2 separate regions of the Homo sapiens genome follow, and region 1 is linked to region 2. Evidence: chromatin contacts called from ENCODE Hi-C data. All regions are on one chromosome and are shown on one strand. Each heading gives the region's core, a stretch centred on a gene start or an enhancer-like site at or near the end of the contact. The rest is flanking DNA. Distances are from core to core; before and after follow the strand shown.

Region 1 (4,273 bases), core at 637-3,136, 6.9 Mb before region 2:
GGAAGAATGCACTTTAAAAAAAAAAAAACACAAAAAACCTTCTTGGGGCCCCATAGAACTAAGACTGTTCGAACACAACTAATTTCCATTTGCTATTTCCACCTTCTGTCCATATAGGAGGGGCCCTCATATGCTCTACCCTGAATTTCCTTGGTACCTCCAACCCCAAACATACTTGGTTCGTTGGTCTTCATTTCCTATTTCCCACATCTGTAATTCTTTATCACTACCCCTTCACAACTTCTGTCTAACACTCTCTTTAACACGTCCCAACACCTTCTACCAATTACAGGGCTTAAACTCCTTCATGGGGCATAGGACACCATTTGTAATCTAACCCCTCCTCTGCCTTTGCCTGGTCATCTCCTACCACTCCCTGCACTCTGCCCACAGCAAAGTACTAGCAAATTCAAAGCTATGCAAAATGTCCTATCCCAAGGTATGGTGCATGTCTCTTCCTGGGATACCCTGCTGCCGGACACTCCCTTGAAGACTCCAGATCAAGTTTAACATAATGAATCCAGCGTATCACGGGTCGCCATAGCTCACGTCTGTAATCCCATCAGTCAGGCAGAGGTGGGCAGATCACTTGAGGCCAGGAGTTCGAGACCAGCCTGGGCAACATAGTGAGACCCTTTTCTCATTTTTATAAAAAATAATAAATACAGCCTATCAAACAACTTGTCTCCCAAACTAACACCTTTCTCTGCCCCATCCTCACCCCTGGCACAGTCCACCAAATCACATTCACCGAAAATTACTGTACAGCTCCACCCACTTTCTTCACACCTGCCGCCTTGTCCCACCCCTACCAATCCCTTGTCCCCAGGAGATTTTCTGCCACAGATTTTGCAAGTTCTAAGCAGCCTCTCTCCCCTTCCTTCATATTTAAGTTTGCTCTGCTGTCTTAGCATCATCTTTCAGAAACTCTCCCAAGCACAACCATCCCATCCTTCCACGTTTTTAAAAAATACTTCATACCCCAAAGCTAGCAAACCTCCTTCTTATTCCAACATGCGATCCACCCAGATACCTCTTTCCCATCACTGCAATCGTACCTGCTCCTCACATGCGCCTCAATGCCTCCCCAAACCCCTCAACGCCTCCCCAAACCCAACACTCTGCACCGCTTCAACTCTACTCCACATCCACCACACCCAAACCCACCTACTCTGCGCCCAGACAACTGCAATCTCGCCTTCGGTATCATCTCACCTGCCCTCACACACCCCTCGGTCCGCCTTCCACTTCTCTCAAATTGCATCCCTCCCTAACTCTCCCTCTGCACCTGCTTCTACACCTTCAGCTTCTCCTCCCACCCAACCCTCACTAGTCTTCCTCACACCCTCGCCGGCCCCCCACCGCTCCTACCAGTTCACTCCCACTCAGAAATTCCCTCTCAGCCCCCGCCTTCCGACTCCCCGAACCCCGCCCCCACCCGATCCCGCCCCGCCCCCCTCCGCCCTCGAGCCCCGCCCCCTTGCCCTAGAGCCCTGCCGAGGGGCGGGGCCTGTCCCTCCTCCCCTTTCCCCCGCCCCCTACCGTCACGCTCAGGGGCAGCCTGACCCCGAGCGGCCCCGCGGTGACCCTCGCGCAGAGGCCTGTGGGAGGGGCGTCGCAAGCCCCTGAATCCCCCCCCGTCTGTTCCCCCCTCCCGCCCAGTCTCCTCCCCCTGGGAACGCGCGGGGTGGGTGACAGACCTGGCTGCGCGCCACCGCCACCGCGCCTGCCGGGGGCGCTGCCGCTGCCTGAGAAACTGCGGCTGCCGCCTGGAGGAGGTGCCGTCGCCTCCGCCACCGCTGCCGCCGCCGCCAGGGGTAGGAGCTAAGCCGCCGCCATTTTGTGTCCCCCTGTTGTTGTCGTTGACATGAATCCGACATGACACTGATTACAGCCCAATGGAGTCTCATTAAACCCGAGTCGCGGTCCCGCCCCGCCGCTGCTCCATTGGAGGAGACCAAAGACACTTAAGGCCACCCGTTGGCCTACGGGTCTGTCTGTCACCCACTCACTAACCACTCTGCAGCCCATTGGGGCAGGTTCCTGCCGGTCATCTCGCTTCCACATAAACACACCCCTCGACCCATCATCCCCCCCTCCGGCACCACCCCGGGGGAGGGTCCACTGCCAATACCAATCAACAGACCGCTGGGTCCGCCTCTTCCGGGCACCTATTGGTCCAGCCCTTTTTCTCTCTCCTAGATACCGCGCCACCTCTACTTCCACCTACCCGCCCCCTCCACCTCTAGGAAAGGATTGGGTCTACTCGCAGCAGAGGAGCGTAGCCTTATTGGCTGCAGACGACGCCAATCAGGAGGCCTTTTCCCTCTCCCCTCCCCCACTCAACCCCAAACCCCCTAGCCCGCAGCTAAAGTTTGTGTGAGAGCTGATCGCTGGCGGCGGCCGCAGGATTTAGGGGTGGGCGCGGGCGGGCGCGCGCGGGCGGGCACGCGAAGTTAAAATTCGAGGTTCTCAGTCGCCAGCTCCTTCGGTGGAGTGTGCGGACGGGCGCGCCGCCCGGAGCGTTCCATCCCGCCCCCTCCTCCACCCTCTCTCCCGTCCCGTCCCGTCCCGGGCGACTACTCGCCCGCCCCCTGGCTCGCATCCTTCCCCCCCCAACACACCCCTACCCTGCCAGCCCCAGGCCGGGTGCAGGCAGAACGATGTCGCTGCAGCCTCCTCGCCATCCCATGCCTCGGGGGAGCAAGCCCCTACCCACCGGGCGTGCACCCCCCGGCTCCACACTCGCCCGTGTCTGCAAGCACGTGCACCGCTCGCCGCTGCCTCCGGCCACCCGGGTCCCCGGCTAACCTCGCCTGCAGCCCGGCCAATCGCTCGCTGCCCTTTGTTGCTGCAGCCTGGGTCTCCCCGCTGCCTTCCTCAGCCTCCGCCTCGTCCTTTGCCAGCCGCCCGGGTCCGCAGCGCCGCGCTCCCCCCGCCCGGGACCCACCGCCGCCGCCTCCTTCTCCTCCTCCGCCTCCTCCTCCTCGGCTCCGGGCTGCAGCGCACAGAGCCCGAGGCAGCGCCGCCCAGCCCCGCTCCCCCCGCGCCGCCCGCCAGCCCGCCCGGCCTGGCCGGGGGCGCAGCCCGGACCCCGCCCGCCCCAGTCTCCGCCCCGGGGGTACCTGCCTCCGCCCCGGGGGGCTCCTCTCGCCGCCCTCGGGGGAGGGCGGAGACGCTGGTGTCCGCGGGAGGATGGGGACGCCTGGGCCGTTTGGGGCGGGGAGTGTGCCCGCCAGGGCTGGGACTGAGGTGCGGTCCTCGCCAACGCGTCCCCACTCCCGTCGCTGTGGGCCCCAAACTTCGTCCTTCGCCCAGGCTTTGCGCCTTCGGGCGATCGCGGCAGTTTTGGGGTGGGGGACGCCTCGGGAGCTGTGTCTACCCTGATCGGGAGGAAGAGGGAGCAGTGACATTCAGCGACTGCGGACAGGGCACGGCGGCGGCATCCTTGTGTGGGAGTGGGGATGTCAGACGCGGGCTGGAGGGGGAAGCTGCCCCCCAGGATGCTCTCTCCCTGCCTGCGAGGAGCTGGCGAGCTCAGCCGCGTTCTGGGTGCTTTCTTGGGCGGTGCAGGCGGATGGCAGAGGGGCTGAGGCGGGAGGGGGGCGGGGAAGACCGCTGGGGGGCCCTTCCCCCCCTCTCTTTTAGCCAGCGCTGTAAGGAAGGCTGATGGCGAAGTTCGGTTTTCCAGGCTTCCCCTGGGCCCCCCGAGTTCCTGAGGCCCACTTGAGGGAGACTGGGGGCTCCTCTGGCCGCCCAGGCGAGGCCACTCTGACGCTGCCCACATGCCTCCCAGAGCTCTCTGGACTCTGAAGAGAGCGCCCCTGGTTCTTTCCGGAGGTGAATGGGATGCTGGCAAGGGAGACTTCAGAAAATAGGAAAGGTGGGCTGAGAAATGGCTCCTAGAGAGTTTGAGCACGAAGTTTCCCTCCCAGGCGCCATTTCTTTGAGAGGGGGAGGAGAACTATGGCTTTGCAAAAGAACCAAGTTTCAGGCATGGTGGCCTGGGTGGAAAACCACCTGTTGCCTGAAGTCTGTCCCTGGAGTCAGGGCCATCTTGGGCCTGGGCATGGCTATGCCGGGTGCCAGGGAGGGGAGGCCCCAGGCTTCCTGCCCTGGTTGACTCCTGCAGCCTCATGCCACTGACACTGCAGCGGCATCTTCACCTTCCCATTAGAAACCACTGTACAACTAGGTAGGTACTTTGTTAGGACAACTTATCTTCGTCCTTATCTCAGACAAAACAAGCAGCACACGCAGCCCTGTCTTCAAA
Region 2 (4,282 bases), core at 1,613-4,112:
AGTCCAGTCACTAGAGCTTGCATGTGAGGCTCTATCCTCCTCATCACTTTCACAGGAATGAAAACCATTAGTGATAATTTCATCACCGAACAGAAGGTTATCTGCAAAAGAAACCAAGTCAGTCAAGGCTATCAAAACAACATGCACCTAAAATGTATGAACGGTTATAGAGCAATCATTTTCATCGAGTACAGCATTTAACATTTACACGGCGTGTGTAAAGCATGCCTATGGGGTCAGCTTGCACTGTTCATTGGAACAGTTTCTTCATCTTTAGGAATTCTGCTCACTCAGTTTCAGCCAAAATCTAAAAATAAATTAAGTCTACTTAAAAAACAGAAAAGATAGCCGGGAGCGGTGGCTCACGCCTCTAATTCCAGAGCTTTGGGAGGCCGAGGCAGGCGGATCACCTGAGGTTGAGAATTCGAGACCAGCCTGACCAACATGGAGAAATCTCGTCTCTACTAATAATACAAAAATTAGCCGGGCATGGTGGCGCATGCCTGTAATCCCAACTACTCAGGAGGCTGAGGCACGAGAATGGCTTGAACCCGGGAAGCGGAGGTTGCGGTGAGCCGAGATCACGCCATTGCACTCCAGCTTGGGTAACAAGAGCGAAACTCCACCTTTTAAAAAAAAAGAAAAGGAAAAAAAAAAAGAAAAGATAATAATCTAGCTAGAATGTATCATACAATCACAAACAATAGCGTTCGTGAAACGTGTAATAAATGGACATTTACATAAAAACGTCATTCAAATATAACCTTGGCAATGCGCACGTTAAACTTACACAATACTACAAGTACCTCTGCATTGTTTCCTCTATTAAATAAACAGTATTAATAACACAATTATTATTAGGTAAATAATAAATTAGTACTCAACTGTGTTGCTTGAAATCAGGGTCTCTTTACTAAATCAGTCCCTAAAAACACATATTACTTTTTTTTTTTTTTTTTTTTGAGACGGGGTCTCACTCTGTTGCCCACCCTGGAGTGCAGTGGCAGGATCACAGCTCACTGCAACCTCGAACTCTAGTACCTGGGACTAAAGGTGTGCGACACCACGTCCCGCTTTTTTTACTTTTAGTAGAGAGGAGGTCTCGCTATGTTGCCCAGGCTGGCCTGAAACTCCTAGGCTCAAGAGATCCTCCCGCTTTGGCCTCCCAAAGTGCTAGGATTACACGAAAGAGCCACCGCGCCCGGCCTGACCCAAATATTGATAAAGATGAACACCTATCAAGGATAGAAACTCCTCAGATCAAAAATAAGAAACCTGACCGGGCGCGGTGGCTCACGCCTGTAATCCCAGCACTTTGGGCGGCCGAGGCGGACGGATCACGAAGTCAAGAAATCAAGACCATCCTGGCCAACATGGTGAAACCCCGTCTCTGCTAAAAACACAAAAATTAGCTGGGCGTGGTGGCGGGTGTCTGTAGTCCCAGCTACTCGGCAGGCTGAAGGAGAATCGGTTGAACGCGGGAGGCGGAGGTTGCACTGAGCCGAGATCGCGCCACTGCACTCCAGCCTAGCGACAGAGCGAGACTCCGTCTCAAAAAAAAAAAAAAAAAAAAAAAGAAACCTTCAAGAACATGACAACTGCAACATATCTGCTTCATTATGCTAGAAGTGTTAAGTTTGTGTCTCAATACTACATACATACAAAAAAAGCATGTTTAGCCCAAACACCATTACCGCACAAGAGCAAGATTAGAATAAAAGTAATATGAACAGCTCTAAAAGTACTCTCTCTCCCATACCCACTCCTAACTGCATTACAGAATGGTAATGTCTTCAGGAACAGCCACGTTCTTTAAATTTTGCAAGCTGTGACTATAGAAACAGCTTTCCTCTTTCAAAAATTGTAATTTCAGTCATAAAAATATAGACCAAAAAAAGCAAACTGCACAGGTGTCAAGTTTGCAAAAAGCAATTGAAAACGCAGACCAACGGGACAGCCAAAAAGTTGCAGACTTAAGTGTGCTGGGGGGTAGAGGAGAAAAGCAATGAAAATAAAAAATAAAGAAAAAGAAAAAAAAAGCTCTAACAAAAGCAATATGCTAAAAGAGTAAGAGGGGGAGAGAAACTTATTTTAAAGCGACTGCGAGAGTCTCCCGACCTGGCTGCTGCGGAAAGAACAAGGCCGCCCAGGCGGGCCACGGACGGAGGAAAAGAGCGAATCCACTGGCAGCTCGCGCAGTAGGAACCGCAGCCCCGGAGGAGCGCGGCTGAACGGAGGGCCGGGGTGGGGAGGGGAACGCCGCGGAGCCTGCCCCGAGCCCCCAGCCGCCCTCAACCTCAGGCCAGTAGGAGCCCGGGGAGAGGGAGGAGGAGATGCGCAGTTCCGGCCGCCCGCACCCTGCGCACCTCGGTACCCAATCGCCGCCGCCGCCGCCTCTTCCTCCTCCTCGCCCTCGTCGTCGTCGTCTTCGTCGTACAAGTTGTCGGCCAGCGGTGGCTCCCGAGATGGGCCCTGCAGGCCCGGCCCATTGTCTCCTTCCCCAGCCGCCGCAGTCGCCTGGGCCTCTTGCTCCCCGCCTGCCGCCGCCGCCTCTGCCTCCGCCTCCCGCCACAGCGCCGCCGCCGCCGCACCCGGGCAGCCCCTGGCCGCCGCCGGCACCTCACGCTCTGGGGCCGCCCCACCGGGCTCGCCCGGGCTCCGCTCGAGGCCGGGACCATCTCTCCGCGGCCTCTTGCGGAGCGGCTCCCCGGCGGGGGACGACGCGGCCTCCCTGTCGGCCCCCGCCGCCGAGGGGGAGCCGCCGGGCTGAAGGGCGAGGGCCGCCTCGTCCGCCATCTTCCAACTGCCTCTCTGGCCCTCCTCCCTCGCCTCCTCTGCTCCCGCTCGACGCGCGGCACTGGCGCCCCCGCGGCTCCGGCTGCGGGAGATTTAAACCCCATCACGTGACCCGCCCCATCGCCGCCCCCGCCCTCTCGGCGCTCCCGCCACCCACGCGGGCCAGACCACAACACTACGGGTCACGTGGCGGGCGGAGGCTGTTGCGTCTACCGCTCCGCCTGGGCTGGAAGCGCACTCGGCCCCGGCGGCCGGCGGCCCTTCCTCTTTGTGGCGAGCGTGTAGTGCAGCCAAATTCGCCCCTCGGCCGCTTTCTCAACTTCTCTTTCAAACTGACCTCAAATCACTACCGCCGGAACAGCTCAAGTTTTGGTCCGCCCTGGGAATTTCCACGTCTTCCTGAAGTGTACACCTGGCCTGCCTTAGCCTTGTCTATATTTAGCTAAGGGTTAAAACACAGCTGAAGCTGGCTAAGACTTAGCTCCCTGAAATACGTTGGATAGTCGTTCTGTTTTGTTAATAAGTAGGAAGAGAGGCAAAAGGAGGCGGCTCCTTTCCCACTCTCCTCACACCGTTCTGACAGCTCCTCTTTTGCTCCTTTTTCTGCTCCTTGCTTTTCTCCTTAGTCGGTTGCTTTTTTCCCCTCTCTCCCATCACTTGTAGGGTGGTATACATTGTAAAATCCTTGAAGGCATATGTCCTCCTGGGAAGACCTTTGACGTGGAGGTTTGGAGATCAGCCGATCTACTTTCTGGCCCCAGCTTGGCTTCAAACGTGTGTGAATTCCCTCCTCCGGGCCTCAGTTTTCTCACGTGCAGAATGGGTTTGTTGGGTCAGTATGAGAGCATGGGAAGGAAATGACTTGGCCTCCATGCACATCTGCCCTTGGTTAAAATTTGGAGTCCTTCCTTTCTAGCGTGAGCTATCTAGCCGTTTCTAAACTTAATTTTTCTCATGTCTTAAATGGTAATAAGTATTTTAAAACGTCATAGATTTAAATGAGATAACCAGATGTAAAACGAGGGGTACCTAGTAGTTCAAAAGGCTTAGTGGAAAGCCCTTCCACTTTCCTCTCTCCCTGAAATTCTGGCACACTGTGACTCCATATCTAATCTTAACTAAGGACCCATATAACCCATGGTAGATCTAGAGCCAGTGTTTGTTATGGCATCTGCCTGGAGCACAGCGTTTCTATCTGTTTAAAGGACCTCTACGAGTTTATGGTACACTGTCCCTTAAGCCTAGTATGGGTTCTGGCCATACTGCATCAATTACCTGCGTGACTTTAGGCAACCAACTTAAAGCTGTTTCTTCATCCTTAAAATAAAAAATAAAAAGCTGGAAATATATCGCTAAGGTCCTATCTACATCCAAAAGTCTTATTTCATCTGGTCACCACTATTCATTTCTGAAAGTAATCATCTCCAGTCCTAGAAGCCTTAAAACCATCTTTGGTTGCGTGGGGGTCAAGGGGAGGGAGAGCATT

What was found. A loop is a pair of places that touch in the nucleus more often than their neighbours do. Pooled maps may share reads with other maps.
Region 1: a loop to region 2 is called in a map of CD4-positive, alpha-beta memory T cell, with 16 times the contacts of the local background. The contact joins the promoter of KAT6B here to the promoter of SIRT1 in region 2. A Hi-C loop is called at or near these places in 2 of 168 maps with a recorded cell type or tissue (CD4-positive, alpha-beta memory T cell and naive thymus-derived CD4-positive, alpha-beta T cell) and 4 of 50 pooled maps.

The regions. Positions count from the first base shown.
Region 1 is chr10:74,824,213-74,828,485 of GRCh38, reverse strand. KAT6B (lysine acetyltransferase 6B) reads right to left here and starts at 1,886. Exons shown (of 18, transcript NM_012330.4): 1 at 1,701-1,886. RefSeq lists silencers at 1,421-1,820, 2,511-2,710, 2,821-2,920, 3,031-3,200, 3,711-3,760 and enhancers at 2,036-2,807, 2,808-3,579.
Region 2 is chr10:67,883,236-67,887,517 of GRCh38, reverse strand. It overlaps SIRT1 (sirtuin 1), which reads right to left and starts at 2,862. Exons shown (of 9, transcript NM_012238.5): 1 at 2,367-2,862; 2 at 1-101. The coding sequence starts at 2,796. RefSeq lists silencers at 2,157-2,276, 2,073-2,367, 2,802-2,986, 2,487-3,026, promoters at 2,794-2,969, 2,796-3,007, 2,795-3,826, 2,797-4,282 and enhancers at 3,107-3,266, 3,287-3,346.